Regions from separate parts of the Homo sapiens genome. Here region 1 is linked to region 2. A link is an interaction called in ENCODE POLR2A ChIA-PET data of the cell type or tissue named here. Cell type or tissue: HepG2. All regions are shown on one strand.

Region 1 (8,000 bases), 160 kb after region 2:
GACACTGAGGCTCAGAGAGGTGAAGTGACTTGTCTGAGGACACACAGCTCGTCAGACAGGCCTGCCTGCCCCTGGGGCCTGAGCTCCTAACCGCTCTGATGCAGTCTTCATCCCAGTGTTCTTTCAAAGCAGACGTGGGTGACCCACATTTAACTTTAACAGTAACTTTTGTCTGGGGGTGGTGGCTCACGCCTGTAATCCAAGCACTTTGGGAGGCTAAGGCAGGTGGATCACCTGAGTTCAGGAGCTTAAGGCCAGCCTGGCCAACATGGCAAAACCCTGTCCGTACTAAAAATACAAAAATTAGCTGGGCCTGATGGCACGTGCCTGTAATCCCAGCTTTTCAGGAGGCTGAGGCAGGAGAATCACTTAAACCCTGGAGGCGGAGGTTGCAGTGAGCCGAGATCGTGCCATTGCACTCCAGCCTGTGCAACAAGAGTGAAACTCCGTCTCAGAAAAAAAAAAAAAAAGTAACTTTTGGAAAGCATGGAGATTACATAAAGAGAGGTAATCTCTGAACATGTGCTGCTGAGTTTTATGGTAGATAATTTTTTTAAGGAGGTTGTAGGCCTCATCTGCTAAAAATATTTATGTAAAAACTTGGAAGCTCGTGGAGGCAGGAAACGGTAATTACCACAAAGCACTTGGTTGCACAAATGCCAGCCAATCCCCAGGCCATGTGGGGAGCCCAGGCCCTGCCCCATTGTGGCCCTTGGGGAGCCCCCCACCTCCTCAGGGGTCCTGGCCAAAGCCACTTCCTCGGACTCAGCCCGAGCTCCGAGCCCGCCTGGAAGCTGGCTGGCTTCCCAGTTGCGGTTTTTGCCCTAATGTGCTGGGAGTCATCCCACGGGCTGAGGCCTAGCCTTGGCTGGCTCCTTGCCTCCTGGGGGAGGCTGGGAAAGAAACTGGGTCCTGGATACATCAGGTTCCAGGTTCGAATCCCATCTCTATCTCCTAGAGAGCCACCAGACTTGAGTGTAGGCTGTGGAGCCAGGCCCTGGGTTAGAACCCAGACTCAACCACTTTCCAGCTCTGTGGCCTTGGCCAACTCACTGCCCTGTGAGCTTTAGTTTCCTTACCTCTCAGGTAAGGATTAGAATGGTCTTGCCCTCACAGGCATGCAGTGAGCATTAAATGACCCACTTTATATAAAGTGCTTATAGGCCGGGTGTGGTGGCTCATGCCTGTAATCCCAGCACTTTGGGAGGCCAAGGCGGGCAGATCACTTGAGGTCAGGAGTTCGAGACCAGCCTGGCCAACATGGTGAAACCCCATCTCTACTAAAAATACAAAAATTAGCCAGGCATAGTGGTGCACACCTGTAATCCCAGCTACTCAGGAGGCTGAGATAGGAGAATCGCTTGAACCCAGGAGGAGGAGGTTGCAGTGAGCCAAGATTGCACCGCTGCATTCCAGCCTGGGCGGCAGAGCGAGGCTCTGTCTCAAAAAAAATAAAAAATAGGCCGGGTGCAGTGGCTTACGCCTGTAATCCCAACCCACTGGGAAGCTGAGGCAGGCAGATCACTTGAGATCAGGAGTTCGAGACCAGCCTGGCCAACATGGTGAAACCCTATCTCTACTAAAATACAAAATTAGCCAGGCATGATGGCGGGCACCTGTAACCCCAGCTACCCAGGAGGCTCAGGCAGGAAAATTGCTTGAACCCGGGAGGCAGAGGTTGCAGTGAGCTGAGATCCCGCCACTGCACTCCAGCCTGGGCGACAGAGCAAGACTCCGTCTCAAAATAAAAATAAATAAATAAAGTGCTTACAGCAGTGTCTGACATAGACTAAGTGCCCAGTGAGTGTGGGATGTTACTGCTATATGTCTTTGAGCAAGTCCCCATCGCCCCCTTGAGCCTCAGTTTCTCCATCTGTAGAATGGGAATGACACAGAACCCTACCTCAGAGTGCTGAGGAGGTGAGACGGTGCACGGAAGGCACTTTGCACGGCACCTAGCAGTTAGTGAATGGTTAACAAATTACTAACAATTATTTGTATATCCCAAAGCCTTTCTGAGAGGATCGCACTCTGAAAAAAAAAACGGCTTGAGAAGGTTAAAATATTAAATTGGCCAGGCACAGTGGCTCACGCCTGTAATCCCAGCATTTTGGGAGGCCAAGGTGGAAGGCTGGCTTGAGTTCCAAAGTTCAAGACCAGCCTGGGCAATGTGGTGAGACCCCATCTCTACAAAAAAAATTTAAAAAGTAGCCAGGCATGGTGATGTGCATTTGTGGTCCCAGCTACTCAGGAGGCTGAGGCGAGAGAATCACCCGAGCCAGGAGGTCGAGGCCGCAGTGAGCCATGATTGCGCCAGGCACTGCAGCCTGGGCACCAGAGTGAGACTCTGTCTCAAAAACAAAACAAACAAACTAAACTCAATTTCCAGATGGAGGGGGAGCAGTAGCTTTGAGGAGCTGTGAGAGCCTTTGTAAGTGGCATTTGATGGGCACAGCGACAGGGAACCAGGCAGGGACTAGACAGCAGCTTGTTCTGCTGCAGAGGCTGGAACCGGGCAGCAGGGAGCCACAGGAGAGGACCAGGCTGGGAGCGTGTTACTTGTGGGGCTGGGGCACTGGGCTGGGAAGGGGCAGACTGCCGAGGCTGAGGGTGGGGCAGGGTGTGAGAGCCTGGAATCTGAGCTGGGTGGGATGGGGGCAGGGTTCCAATCCAGCCATGAGCTCAGGCGAGTCCCTGCCCCTCTGAGCCACACTTTCATCTGTCAAATGGGGCCAATGACACATCCGATGACTCAAAGAACACTTGCACTAATAAGGCTGTTAAGAGAATCTGGAGGCCCGGCCAGGTGTAGGGGAGAAGCTACTTACGGAGCCACCTGACTGCACCTGAGACAGAGTCCCAGGCAGTGCCAGAGGGCAGGGGACCTCCTGAGCCTGGCATCTTGGCCTTCCCTCCTGAGCTCCCTCCGACGCAGAGCAGACCCAAGCAGCTTCCCCGGGGCCCTAAGTGGGAAGCACGTTTTCCAGCCTAGGGATGGACACGGCCCTGGTGCCAGTGGCACTGTAGAGGGGCCCCTGTAGGTGAGGCTGCCCTCCCAGGCCCCTTCTGTACGCCACCCTGGTGCCGTGCTGACCACTCGCTGAGACACACCATAAACCCTTCCTCCGCCAACTGGTTTCAGAATCATCCCACGTTCCTCACCAGGCCCCAGGCTCCAGGTCTGGGTGTACGGGGAGTTTTCCCTGTAGCCTGGCTCCCCGCCAGCCACAGAAGCCTGTTGGAGGCTGGCACACAGCCAGACTTTGACCTCTGGGGAATTTGTTCTAGAGTTTTATTAATAGCAACAATATCTTGCATTTACTGTGTGCCGGGCTGAACTACACTCTACTTGCATAGAAAATGCACAAGGACCCTGTGAGCTGGGGTCCATGATCCCACTCCTAGGAGAGCAGATGTCAAGTTCCCCACCCAGCCTCACACAGTGGGGATCCCGCTTGGGCAGCCTGGCACCAGATGACCCTTTCTCAGGGACTGCACTGCCTTTGATTTTGTGGGAAGAACACTGGTTTGAGAGTCTGTAGCCCTGGGTTCTGCCTCCTTGGGGTGACCTTGGACTACCTTCCGACAGTGGAGATGAATGCTGCTCTGCCTCCCCTGGGTCTTAGATAGGGAATACAACATATATATATATGTGTGTGTGTGTATCTATATATACGTGTGTGTATATATACACACACATATATATATACACGCACATATATATACACACACACACACACATATAGAGAGAGAGAGGGAAAGAGAGAGAGTGTGTGTTTATGTGTGGCCTATACCTTATTTTAAGGATATGGCTCATGTGATTATGGGCGCTGGCAGGTCCAAAATGTGTAGGGTGGGCCAGCAGGTTGGAAACTCAGGCAGGATTTGATGTTGCAGTTTTGAGGCAGAATGTCTTCTCTGGCAAATGCGTTTTTGCTCTTAAAGCCTTCAACTGATTGGATGAGGCCCACCACCCACACATCAAGGGTAATTTTTTTTTTTGAGACAGAGTCTCACTCTGTCACCCAGACTGGAGTGAAGTGGTGTGATCTTGGCTTACAACAACCTCCGCCTCCTGGGTTCAAGTGATTCTTGTGCCTGTCTCCTGAGTAGCTAGGATTACAGGCATGCACTACCATGCCCAGCTAATTTTTTGTATTTTTAATAAAGACAGGGTTTCACTGTGTTGCCCAGACTGGTCTCAAACTCCTGAACTCAGGTGATCCGCTCATCTTGGCCTCTCAAAGGGCTAGAATTACAGGAGTGAGCCACCAGGCCTGGCCCCCCCCCTTTTTTTTTTCAAGACGGAGTTTCACTCTATTGCCCAGGCTGGAGTGAAATGGTATGATCTCGGTTTACTGCAACCTCCGTCTCCCAGGTTCAAGCGATTCTCGTGCCTCAGCCTCCTAAGTAGCTGGGACTACAGGCGTGCACTGCCACATCTGGCTAATTTTTTTGTATTTTTAGCAGAGACAGATGTTTCACCATGTTGGCCAGGCTGTTCTCGAACTCCTGACCTCAAGTGATCCACCCACCTCGGGCTCCCAAAGTGTTGGAATTACAGGTGTGAGCCACCAAGCCCAGCCAAGGGTAATCTTTACTTGAAGTCAGCTGTAGATGTTGACTCAACCCATGTACAAAATACCTTATGGGAACACCTAGATTAGTGTTTGACAAAGTAACTGGGTACTATAGCCTACCCATGTTGATCGCACCCCTACTTCTTAGCTAGGGAAACAGTTTCAGAGAGGTGGACCGCCCAGGTCCCACAAATAGAACTGGGAAAGTTATATCCTTGTCTGTAGATATGTCTAAATATATACCGCAGAACGCTAGCATCTTTAGGGAGGATTTGAGGTAACTTTTAAATACCTCTTACTGTCTAGTATTTAAAATTTCACGTGTAACTTATGATCACAAAATTAAATGATTTTTCACTTTGGGAAAAAAAGGACTTCCAGCTGGGTGCGATGGCTCACACCTGTAACCCCAGCACCTTGGGAGGCTGAGGCGGGCAGATCACCTGAGGTCAGGAGTTTGAGACCAGCCTGGCTGACGTGGTCAGACTCCCTCCCGCCCCCAACTAAAAATACAAAAATTAGGCGTGCATGGTGGTGCATGCCTATAATCCCAGCTTCCCAGGAGGTTGAGGCAGGAGAATCACTTGAACCCCGGGGCAGAGGTTGCAGTGAGATTGTGCCACTGCACTCCAGCCTGGGTGACAGAGCAAGACTCCTGTCTCAAATAAGTAAACAAAATTTAAAGAAACGAGAGACAAGGAAATGTATAAAAAGCAAGAAAAAAGGCACAAAAGGTAGATTTTTTAAAACCAAGTAAATCAGTAAGTGTGAACAAACTAGATAAATCATTCAATTGAGACACATTGAAACAAAATGATACAGAAAGGTCAACATAAAAGGGTATGTTATTAGAGGTGTCCAAGAAAAGGATGGGAAAAGATATAGCATGAGAACAACAACAAGAAACATTTTATAATGACAAGTTTAATTTGTGCATATACATACATATATACGTATACATATACATATATGTATTATTTTAAGAGTTTCACTCTTGTTATCCAGGCTGGAGTGCAATGGCACAATCTCAGCTCAGTTTAACCTCCACCTCCTGGTGTGTCCGGAATTGGTGGGTTCTTGGTCTCACTGACTTCAAGAATGAAGCTGCGCACCCTCGCAGTGAGTGTTACAGCTCTTAAGGCAGCGCGTCTGGAGTTTGTTCCTTCTGATGTTCAAATGTGTTCGGAGTTTCTTCCTTCTGGTGGGTTCGTGGTCTCGCTGGCTCGGGAGTGAAGCTACAGACCTTCATGGTGAATGTTACAACTTTTAAGGCAGCACGTCTGGAGTTGTTCATTCCTCCCCGTGGGCTCATGGTCTCGCTGGGCTCAGGAGCAAAGCTGCAGGTCTTCACGGTGAGTGTTACAGCTTATAAAAGCAGTGCGGACCCAAAAACTGAGTAGTAGCAAGATATATTGTAAAGAGCAAAAGAACAAAGCTTCCACAGTGCAGAAGGGGACCCAAAGGGTTGCTACTGCTGGTTCGGGCAGCCTGCTTTTATTCTCTTATCTGGCCCCACCCACGTCCTGCTGATTGGTAGAGCCCAGTGGTCTGTTTTGACAGGGTGCTGATTGGTGCGTTTACAATCCCTGAGCTAGACATAAAGGTTCTCCACGTCCCCATCAGATTAGTTAGATACAGAGTATGGATACAAAGGTTCTCCAAGGCCCCACCAGAGCAGCTAGATACATAGTGTCGATTGGTGCATTCACAAACCCTGAGCTAGACACAGGGTGCTGATTGGTGTGTTTACAAACCTTGAGCTAGATACAGAGTGCCCATTGGTGTATTTACAATCCCTGAGCTAGACATAAAGGTTCTCCAAGGCCCCACCAGAGTAGCTAGATACAGTGTCGATTGGTGCATTCACAGACCCTGAGCTAGACACGGGGTGCTGATTGGTGTATTTACAATCCCTGAGCTAGACATAAAGGTTCTGTACGTCTCCACCAGACTCGGGAGCCCAGCTGGCTTCACCCAGTGGATCCCGCACCAGGGCTGCAGGTGGAGCTGCCTGCCAGTCCCGCGCGGTGCGCCCGCACTCCTCAGCCCTTCGGTGGTCGATGGGACTGGGCGCCGTGGAGCGAGGGGGCGGCGCTCATCGGGGAGGCTTGGGCGGCGCAGGAGCCCATGGAGGCGGTGGGAGGCTCAGGCATGGCGGGCTGCAGGTCCCGAGCCCTGCCCCGCGGGAAGGCAGCTAAGGCCCGGTGAGAAATCGAGCGCAGCGCTGGTGGGCTGGCACTGCTGGGGGACCCAGTACACCCTCTGCAGCCGCTGGCCCGGGGCCGGTGGGGCCGGCCGGCTGCTCCGAGTGCATCCGCCAAGCCCGCCCGCCAAGCCCACACCCATCCGGAACTCCAGCTGGCCCGCAAGCGCCGCGCGCAGCCCCGGTTCCCCGCTCGCGCCTCTCCCTCCACACCTCCCTGCAAGCTGAGGGAGCCGGCTCTGGCCTTGGCCAGCCCAGAAAGGGGCTTCCACAGTGCAGCAGTGGGCTAAAGGGCTCCTCAAGTGCCGCCAAAGTGGGAGCCCAGGCAGAGGAGGCACCGAGAGCGAGTGAGGGCTGTGAGGACTGCCAGCACGCTGTCACCTCTCACTGGGTTCAAGCAATTCTCCTGCCTCAGCCTCCCGAGTAGCTGGGATTGCAGGTGCCTGCCACCATGCCCAACTAATTTTTGTATTTTTAGTAGAGACAGGGTTTCACCATGTTGGCCAGGCTGGTCTTGAACTCCTGACCTCAAGTGATCTGCCCGTCTCGGCCTCCCAAAGTACTGGGATTACAGGCATGAGCCACCGTGCCTGGCCCCTGCTAAATGTTTATCTTTTATTTTTTGTGGAGATGGGTGCTTGCTATGTTGCCCAGGTTGGTCTTGAACTCCTGGCTTCTAAGCAGTCCTCCTGCCTTGGTCTCCTAGAGTGCTCGGATTGTGGGCATGAGCCACTGCACCCAGCCTCAAGTGGGGATTTGAACCCAGGTCTGGATGGATGCTAAGCCCTCGCAGAGTGCGCAATGGAGACTTGCATAGAACGGCACAGCTGCGGGCAGTGGAAGGCTGAGATTTAGGCCTGAACTTCTGGAAAGAAATGGGAGAGGAAATGACTCGATGTTCCTCCTACCCCTACTGGTCAGGAAGGGAAGGGCAATGCCCCAGACAGGCCGAGGAGGGCTTCCTACCCACCCCTACCCCCAGACACAGGGGCCCTGGGCTGGCAGGAGTCCATTATCATGAAGTCTCAGGGGTGGGGGCAGCTGAGCAAACATCAGTTCCCTGGCCTGATACAAAATGGCCATTGAAGCATTTCAGGGCCTGGGGGAGGTGTGGGGCTGCTGAGACAAGCTTCTGAATGGAGGGGCCGGGCTACTGCACGGCACCCCAGCTGCCAACACTTTCAACTTTGTGATGAGGAAGCTGAGGCCCAGACAAG
Region 2 (8,000 bases):
TCAAGATCAAAACTGCGTTTGTCCCTTTCAACAACTGATACCACACAAACAAGACTTCATTCTCTATTTCCCTCCAGTGGCATCCAAGAAAAACATAAAAATTCCAAATCTCAAAAATAACAGGTTAAAGAAGAAAAAAAAAGGCCTTAGTGCTCATAAACTAGATATATAATTTGACATGTTTAGAGTGATAGGATTATGTTTCCTATCATGAAATATTTCAAATTTTCATATATGGTCAAAATAGTATAGTAACTACCAAGCTTTACTTCCAAATTATTATTACTATTTCCTTTCTTCTGGAGACAGAGTCTCACTTTGTCACGCAGGTTGGAGTGTAGTGGCTTGATCTCAGCTCACTGCAGCCTCAACCTCTCATGTTCAAGTGATCCTCCTGCCTCAGCCCCACAAGTAGCTGGGACTACAGGTGGGCACCACCATACTAGCTAATTTTTGTATTTTTTTGTAGAGACGGGGTTTCATCATGTTGCCCAGGCTAGTCTCAAACTCCTGAGCTCAAGCCATCTATCTGCTTGCTTCAGCCTCCCAAAGTGCTAGGATTACAAGCATGAGCCACTATGCCCAGCCTTATTTTACCTTTTGAGATATAATTTACATATGGTAAGGTAAACAAATCTTAAGTCTGATAAAGTTTTCTCATATGTATTATATATGTTAACTACTATCCAGATCAAAATATGAGCACACATTTATTGCAGCCCACAGGATTCCCTCGTGACCTTTCTCTCCAAAACATACTTATCATTCTAATCTCAGATAGTATTCCTTTCACCACTAATAATCAAATCCAGCCTTTACTTTCCTGTTTTCTTTATAGTTTGCCAATGTCTATTTCAATCATAAGTATTTTGGCTACAGTGACCCCATGAAACAGAGAAAGTCTATGTAACATGCAAAAGACCTTACAATTTAGAATGCATACAAGCTTCCCAACATTTTTAAAGGGACAGAAGACTCAGAATGCTACCGTAAAAGAGAACAAAGGGAAACATGGAATTCATTTTGACTTAAATCCTAAAGAAAATACACTAGACTGTTTCTTGAAAAAAGCCTGTAATGAGTATAGATTTCTAAATCAGTTTTGAGAGAATATTTGGCTGAATATTTAAACCTAAATGTTTTTATTGGCTGTCAGTAGGTATCTGAGTAAATCCCATTCCAATTGCATTTTCCTTAAAGTTCACAACCATCTTAAGGCCATGCTCCCATGCCTAGAGGCTGACAACCTTCCTAAAAGAGCTAGATTCCTACACGGTCTTAGCCCCAGTATATACATACAAATTAAAAGAGAACCCTAATCACCACTTTCTCTTGGAGTAACGTCCTAAGTCTGAATAATGTACATATCATCACCCTTCGTTAACTGTAGAACTTAGTATTTCAATCAAATGACACAACCTAGCTGATGTGACATATTTAGCAATGTGCACCACTGTTGATATGCTCATGCAAACCAAGCACTTCTGGGGACAACTGGAGAACAATGGAGTGAGACAGAAGATGTAAGTGTAATAACAAATGCAACAACCACCACCTTATCAGAAAGGTTGTTGGAAGCATTTACTAAGATAATACAAAGAAAGGCTGTTACTGTTCTTACCTCACCTCCTCAGACTTACCTGGACTAAGTTATGACTTGAGAGAAATGCTCCCCCTCCCCTCACTTCCAAATCCTGGAGCAGCACAAATAAGGATCTGCTTCTAACAGTCAAACTCTCTCTAGTTCATTTATATAACTGAATATCCCTGGACGAGTTACAAAGGGGATATTTGGATAAATTCTTTTAATCAGTTTGCTTTCATATAGCCTAGTTAAGACCTCACTCAGGAAATAAAATTTTAAGAAAGTAGTAAGAAAGCCCCAAAAGGGAGCGACCCAGTCCTAATAACTTTCTAGAAGCAAAAAAGTTATGCTGAGGGCATTCTAGGAAGAAAAGCAGCTGGCCCCGGTGGTTCGTGCCTATAATCCCAGCTACTCAGGAGGCTGAGGTAGGAGGTTTGCTTGGAAACTAGCCTAAGCAACACAGCAAGACCCCTGTCTCTAAAAATAAAAGAAAAGGCCCCCATTTTGCATGTGGCTTATAAAGAACTTACAATTCTCTGTCCTCTATCCTCACCTCAAGTTCCCATTCAAGATACTAGCTAGGTATTTATAGTTAGTTCCTTATATATACATGTTACTCTTGAAGTTAATCTCACAGAGACTGTACAAAAATAGAGCAATTTCCATAACTGGTTGCTTCTGATCAGTGTTCATTTTGGAGACATCGATAATCACCTGCCAATTACTGGCTATATTGTGACTGACATCTTATGGATGCTTTGTTCTCCAAACTGATTTGTTAAGCTGTAAACTGACTACTTCCTATGTTAAAACGACTAGCAAGCTAGACCTGTACAACTTTTTCTATCTGCCTTAATCTAAAAACTAAATGTAGTATCAACTCAACTCAGCAGATCCGCACCTGCCCCCTGATTATCTTGTCATAAAACCATCCGTAGGGAGCCAAAGAGGGTACTATTTAACAATGACACAATTGCTTGCAGTATAACATTAGCAGTATAAACAAAAGCATTTTTCATTGCTTTTCAAATCTTAAGAGTTTGAAAAAAGGCTGGGCACAGTGGCTGATGCCTGTAATTCCAGCACTTTGAGAGGCCAAGGCAGTGGATCACTTGAGGTCAGGAGTTCGAGACCAGCCTGGCCAACATGGTAAAACCCCATCTCTACTAAAAATACAAAAAAAAAAAATTAGCCGGTCATGGTGGCGAATGCCTTTAATCTCAGCTTCATGGGTGGCTAAGGTAGGAGGATAGCTTGAACCAGGGAGGTGGTGGTTGCAGTGAACCAAGCTCATACCACTGCACTCCAGCCTGGACAACGGAGAGAGGTTCCATCTCAAAGAGAAAAAAAAAAAAAAAGTAAGAGTTTAAAAAAAGACCTAACACCCACCAAAATTATGGATGCCTATTGCAACTTCCAAAACAGACAAGATTATAGGGTGATTATTTATATCTCAAAAGGAAATTATGAGTTATACATTATATGTAATTATACATACAGTCAAATGTGTTTATGTGTCTGTGTGTATGTATGTGTGTGTGTGTGTGTGTGTGTGTGTGTGTTTATGTATGTATATGTAAATCGTGATGTGTGACATTGAAAGAATGTTCCAAAAAAGGAGCTATTTCTTACAAATAGCTACTAAATGCTGAACCCTGCACCAGGCACTATTAACCTCTGCATCTGGACACTGTTTGGCATGCTGTATAACTGCTCATTTTCCCAAAACCATAAAAAAGCAAATGCCATGTGATTTACTTCTTATTCCCCCACAACCAGAATAAAACCCACATAGTAACAATATTGTCCAATCAATATCTATTAAATAAACTGAACTGACTTAATTATAAAAAGATAACCTTGAGCAGAGGGATCAGTGAGACTCAGAAAATACATAGTGTTTACAGTATGAACACACACAAAAAAAACGGAGTGTACAAAGTACAGAGGAAAAATGAAGTCGCTAAATATTTAGGCAATAAGCATTGATAGATCAACCTTTATTGAGCTCCACTGTACAAACGAGCCCTTAAATACTATGGTAAAGCTCCAGGGGGATGCCAAAATAATACACGGTTTGTCTCCTCTGCTATAGCCCACTGCAGCCATAAATGTTAGCTCTGAAGGGACTACGAGAGTTTCCCACCATTTGCCTAGAGTTTCCTAACATATGAACTCCAAAGCAGTGGTTCTCAAAGTATGGCCCACATATGTTTCCCAGACTCTTCCTGGGAGTCTGAAAAGTCAAAACTATTTCTATACTAACTCTAAGACATTATTTGCCTTTTTCACTATGTTGACATTTGTAATGATGGTACAAAGTCAATGCTGGGTTAAACTGCTGCCCTTGGCAGTAATTTAGTAGTGTCACCAAAATGTACCAGTAGTCACTGTATTTGTCACTGTCACACACTACAGAAAAAAGGAGGGAAAGCCATTTTAACTTAATAATGTCCTTGATGAAGCAGTAAGATTTAGTGATTTTATTCAATCTTGACCCTGAGCAAACATCTTTTAAAATATTCTGTGTGACAAAACAGTAGGTACACATAAAGCACTTCTGCACAGTGGCTGCTTCAAGAAGCAGCACTGGAGTTATTGTTACGTTGTAAGCTGAACTAGCCCATTTTTTTCATTGACTATCATTTTACTTACTAAACAAATTGTGGTTATTCACACTTGGGTATCTGATGGATATTTTCTTGAAAATGAACAAAGTGAGTATGTCACTTCAAGGAAAACAAGTGACAGTATTTGTTGCCAATGATAACATTTGAGCTTTTTTTTTTTTTTTTTTTTTGAGATGGAGTCTCACTCTGTCACCCAGGCTGGAGTGCAATGGTATGGTCTCGGCTCACTGCAACCTCCACCTTCCGGGTTCAGGCGATTCTCCTGCTTCAGCCTCCTGAGTAGCTGGGACTACAGGTGCATGCCACCACACCTAGCTAATTTTTGTATTTTTAGTAGAGATAGGTTTTCGTTATGTTGGTCAGGCTGGTCTTGAACTACTGACCTCGTGATCTGCCCACCTCGGTCTCCCAAAGTGCTGGGATTACAGGCGTGAGCCACCACACTCAGCCCAACATTTGAGCTTTTAAGCCAAAATTAGAATTTTGGGATATTTTTATCTGTCACTGTGAGCTTCACAGGTTCCAAATATTTAAAGATGTATCTGATGAGTTCAATGATATTTACAAACTTAATTTTTTGATATTATGAAATGTGTCAATATTTAGAAAATCCGCATAACTCAGTGAACAAGTATTTTCCAAATGACCAATGTATGATGTCACAAAATCATGCTTGGGTAAAAGATCCATGAAAAATGCAAGATAGACAAATGAATTTTAATAAAATCGAGTATGAAAAGTTCATTGATACAGTTTCTGATTCCATACCGCAACTAACCTTTGTTTTTTTGTTTTGTTTTGTTTTGTTTTTTGTTTTGTTTTGAGAGGGAGTTTTGCTCTTGTTGCCCAGGCTGGAGTGCAATGACATGATCTTGGCTCACTGCAACCTCCACCTCCTTGGTTCAAGCGATTCTCCTGCCTCAGCCTCCCGAGTAGCTGGGACTACAGGCGCCCACCACCATGCCCAGCTAATTTTTTCTTTTTGTATTTTTAGTAGAGACAGGGTTTCACCATGTCGGCCAGGCTGGTCTCGAACTCCTGACCTCAGATGATCCACCCACCTCGGCCTCCCAGAGTGCTGGGAATACAGGCATCAGCCATCGCGCCTGGCCGCAACTAACCTTAAAACTACCAAGTATTAAGATCTAGTACGGTATCAAAAGAAGAATATGCAAAATTGTCTGAACTGACTATTAAAAAATCTTTTTTTATATATCTACGTAAAACCAGATTTTCTTCATATACTTTAACCCAAACAGTATATTGTAACAGACATATGCAGATATGAGAATTCAGCTATCCTTTATGAAGTCAGACATTAAAGAGATCTGCAAAAATGTAAAACAATGTCATTCTTCTCACCAATTTTTAAAAAAATAGCTATTTTTACAGCTTTATTTTAAAATGTTACTTATGTTAATATATAATGGTTTATCATTTTTATTTAATCTTTAAATGAATTAAAATACTTTTAAGTTTCTCTGTTTAATTTCTAGAAAGTAGCTATAGCCCATATAAATAAAAGCTCTTGGGAATCTCAATGATTTTTATGAATGTAAGGGGGTCACTGGGACCAGAAAGTTTGAAAAACATTGCTCTATGGACAATAATTCTTTCTTTGTTTGGCAAGAGATCTTAGGGGTCCTGATTCTGTTTGGTTTGGGCTGGTATAATTTTTTATGAAAAAGTATGGAAATTGAAGTAACATATAGCACAGTCAAGACTTGAATCCAAGGACTGGCACAGTGGCTCATGCCTGTAATCCCAGCATTCTGGGAAGCTAAGGTGGGAGGATCGCTTGAGTCCAGGAGCTCAAGACCAGCCTAGGCAACACAATGAGACCCTATCTCTGCAAAAAATTTAAAAATTAGACATGGTGGTGCATACTTGCGATCCCAGTAACTTGGGAAGCTGAGGTGGGAGGATCACTTGAGCTCAGGAGGTTGAGGCTGCAGTGAGCTGGGATCACGCCACTACACTCCAGCCTGGGGCATAGAGTGAGACCCTCCAAGACAGAAAAGAAAAGAAAGGAAGGGAAAGGGAAAGGGAAAAGGAAAAGGAAAAGGAAAAGGAAAAGGAAAAGACAAGACAAAACAAGACTTGAATTTGGATCTCCTGACTTCAATTTTATGTTCTTTCTACACCACAATTCCTCTGCTTACTAAGATGATAATTTAGAAACCCCTCGTTCCATTCTTTACAGCAAGCTGGAAGTTTGGTCAAGTAATTACAATAATAGTAACAAATTTGAATATTATATGCCAGGTGTTTTTCATTCCTGCTCTCACTTAATTCTCACCACTCTGATATAAATACAATTGCTGCCGGGTGTGGTGGCTCATGCCTGTAATCCCAGCACTTTGGGAGGCCAAGGCAGGTGGATCACCTGAGGTCAGGAGTTCAAGACCAGCCTGGTCAACATGGTGAAATCCCATCTCTACTAAAGATACAAAAATTATCTGGGCATGGTGGCACCACCTGTAATCCCAACTACTCAGGAGGCTGAGGCAGGAGAATCACTTGAACCCAGGAGGTGGAGGTTGCAGTGAGCCAAGATCGCACCATTGCACTCCAGCTTGGGCAACAAGAGTGAAACTCCATCTCAAAAATAAAAAAATATAAATAAATACAATTACTCACTAACCTTCATTTTACAGATGAAAACCTGAGGTTAAACCACTTGCCAAAAGTCACACGGCTACTAAATGGCAGAACCAGGATTTGAAAACAATACTTCTAATAGATGTATTAGCAAAAAAGTCTCACAACTGCCAATCAAAACATTTGTGTGGATACTAGCAAAGTGGCATTTTTGGAAACAGAGCACCTATGACTCTTGCCCAGTGTGCCTTCAAATATAGACAGAACAAAACACTAGCCTCGAGTATCGCCATACAAATTTAGTTCTACACAGACAACAGCAAGAAAACAAGCAAATAGGGAGATGTGCTAGGTATGACCAAGCTGCCTCTCTTCCTTACCCATCCAGCATTTCTACCATCACCCACTAAAAAGGAGTGACAGAAGTCAAGGATGAAGGATGCATCACCAACAGCCGGGACAGTGAAAACTCTTGGCAGGTGTTCTCTAAGCTCTAACTCCCTGCCTATGCAAACTAAACCCCAAGCCAAGTCCTCTTGGCTTTATCACACTGAGTGTTCACAAGAGCCATCATTAATGTCCAAGCTCCACTTTTTCCAGGCTGATGACATGTGTCAGCCCTTGATTCCTGGTGCCACTCTTGCCTGTCAACTCAGGAAAGGCTTCTGTAATGCCTTTGGCTTTTCTGAAATACCTTCAAGACACAAGGCAGCAGCTGACACCAACTCTCTCCTGAGGATGGACACTTGGCCAGGAGCCCAAGCTGAAGTGGATTAGGAGGTTCTTGATCTTTATTAAAATCATTCCTACCTTCTTACTGGCAATTAAAATAAATTCCTCCCCAGAGAGCAGCCAGGGGTTCCTCGAGCCTCTTCCATCCAGTGGTAGTCATCTTTGATTAAAGAAAAGCGGTAAAGTGTAGCAGCAGCTGATAAATGTCAGACCCTGGAGGACCATCACAGAGTTTAGATCACTTTACAGCTATTTCTCATTTCATACCATGGACGGATTTTAACCCAACACCACTCAGTACTGCTTACTTAGTTAAATGCTTCAGGAAAGCCTCCCAAATCCAAGTCAATGGTCCATTTACAATAGTTTTGGGTGCATCCCTGAGGCTAAGATGTTTGACTCATCAGGCAGATTTTGACTTGAAGGCTATATCATCTATCTTGCAGATGGCC

The links. Peaks named below come from ENCODE experiments on the same cell type or tissue, not always from the same donor. Only the 100,000 strongest peaks of a DNase experiment are listed, where the experiment ranks them.
Region 1: POLR2A ChIA-PET joins it to region 2 with 6 read pairs; 3 of 35 experiments call an interaction of 5 or more read pairs at or near these places.

Annotation. Positions count from the first base shown.
Region 1 is chr9:124,832,117-124,840,116 of GRCh38, forward strand. No RefSeq gene overlaps it. Among named protein-coding and RNA genes, the nearest start is that of WDR38, 17 kb to the right of the region's middle. RefSeq lists enhancers at 2,081-2,692, 2,693-3,303, 7,636-8,000. In HepG2, a CTCF peak has its summit at 7,695 (motif pointing left); DNase peaks (open chromatin) are centred at 3,255 and 7,761; H3K4me3 peaks cover 610 bases; H3K27me3 peaks cover 1,163 bases.
Region 2 is chr9:124,676,975-124,684,974 of GRCh38, forward strand. All of the region lies in intron 2 of NR6A1 (nuclear receptor subfamily 6 group A member 1), which reads right to left. All of the region lies in intron 1 of MIR181A2HG (MIR181A2 host gene), which reads left to right. Among named protein-coding and RNA genes, the nearest start is that of MIR181A2, 11 kb to the right of the region's middle. In HepG2, no CTCF peak of the experiment used is centred here; a DNase peak (open chromatin) is centred at 3,857.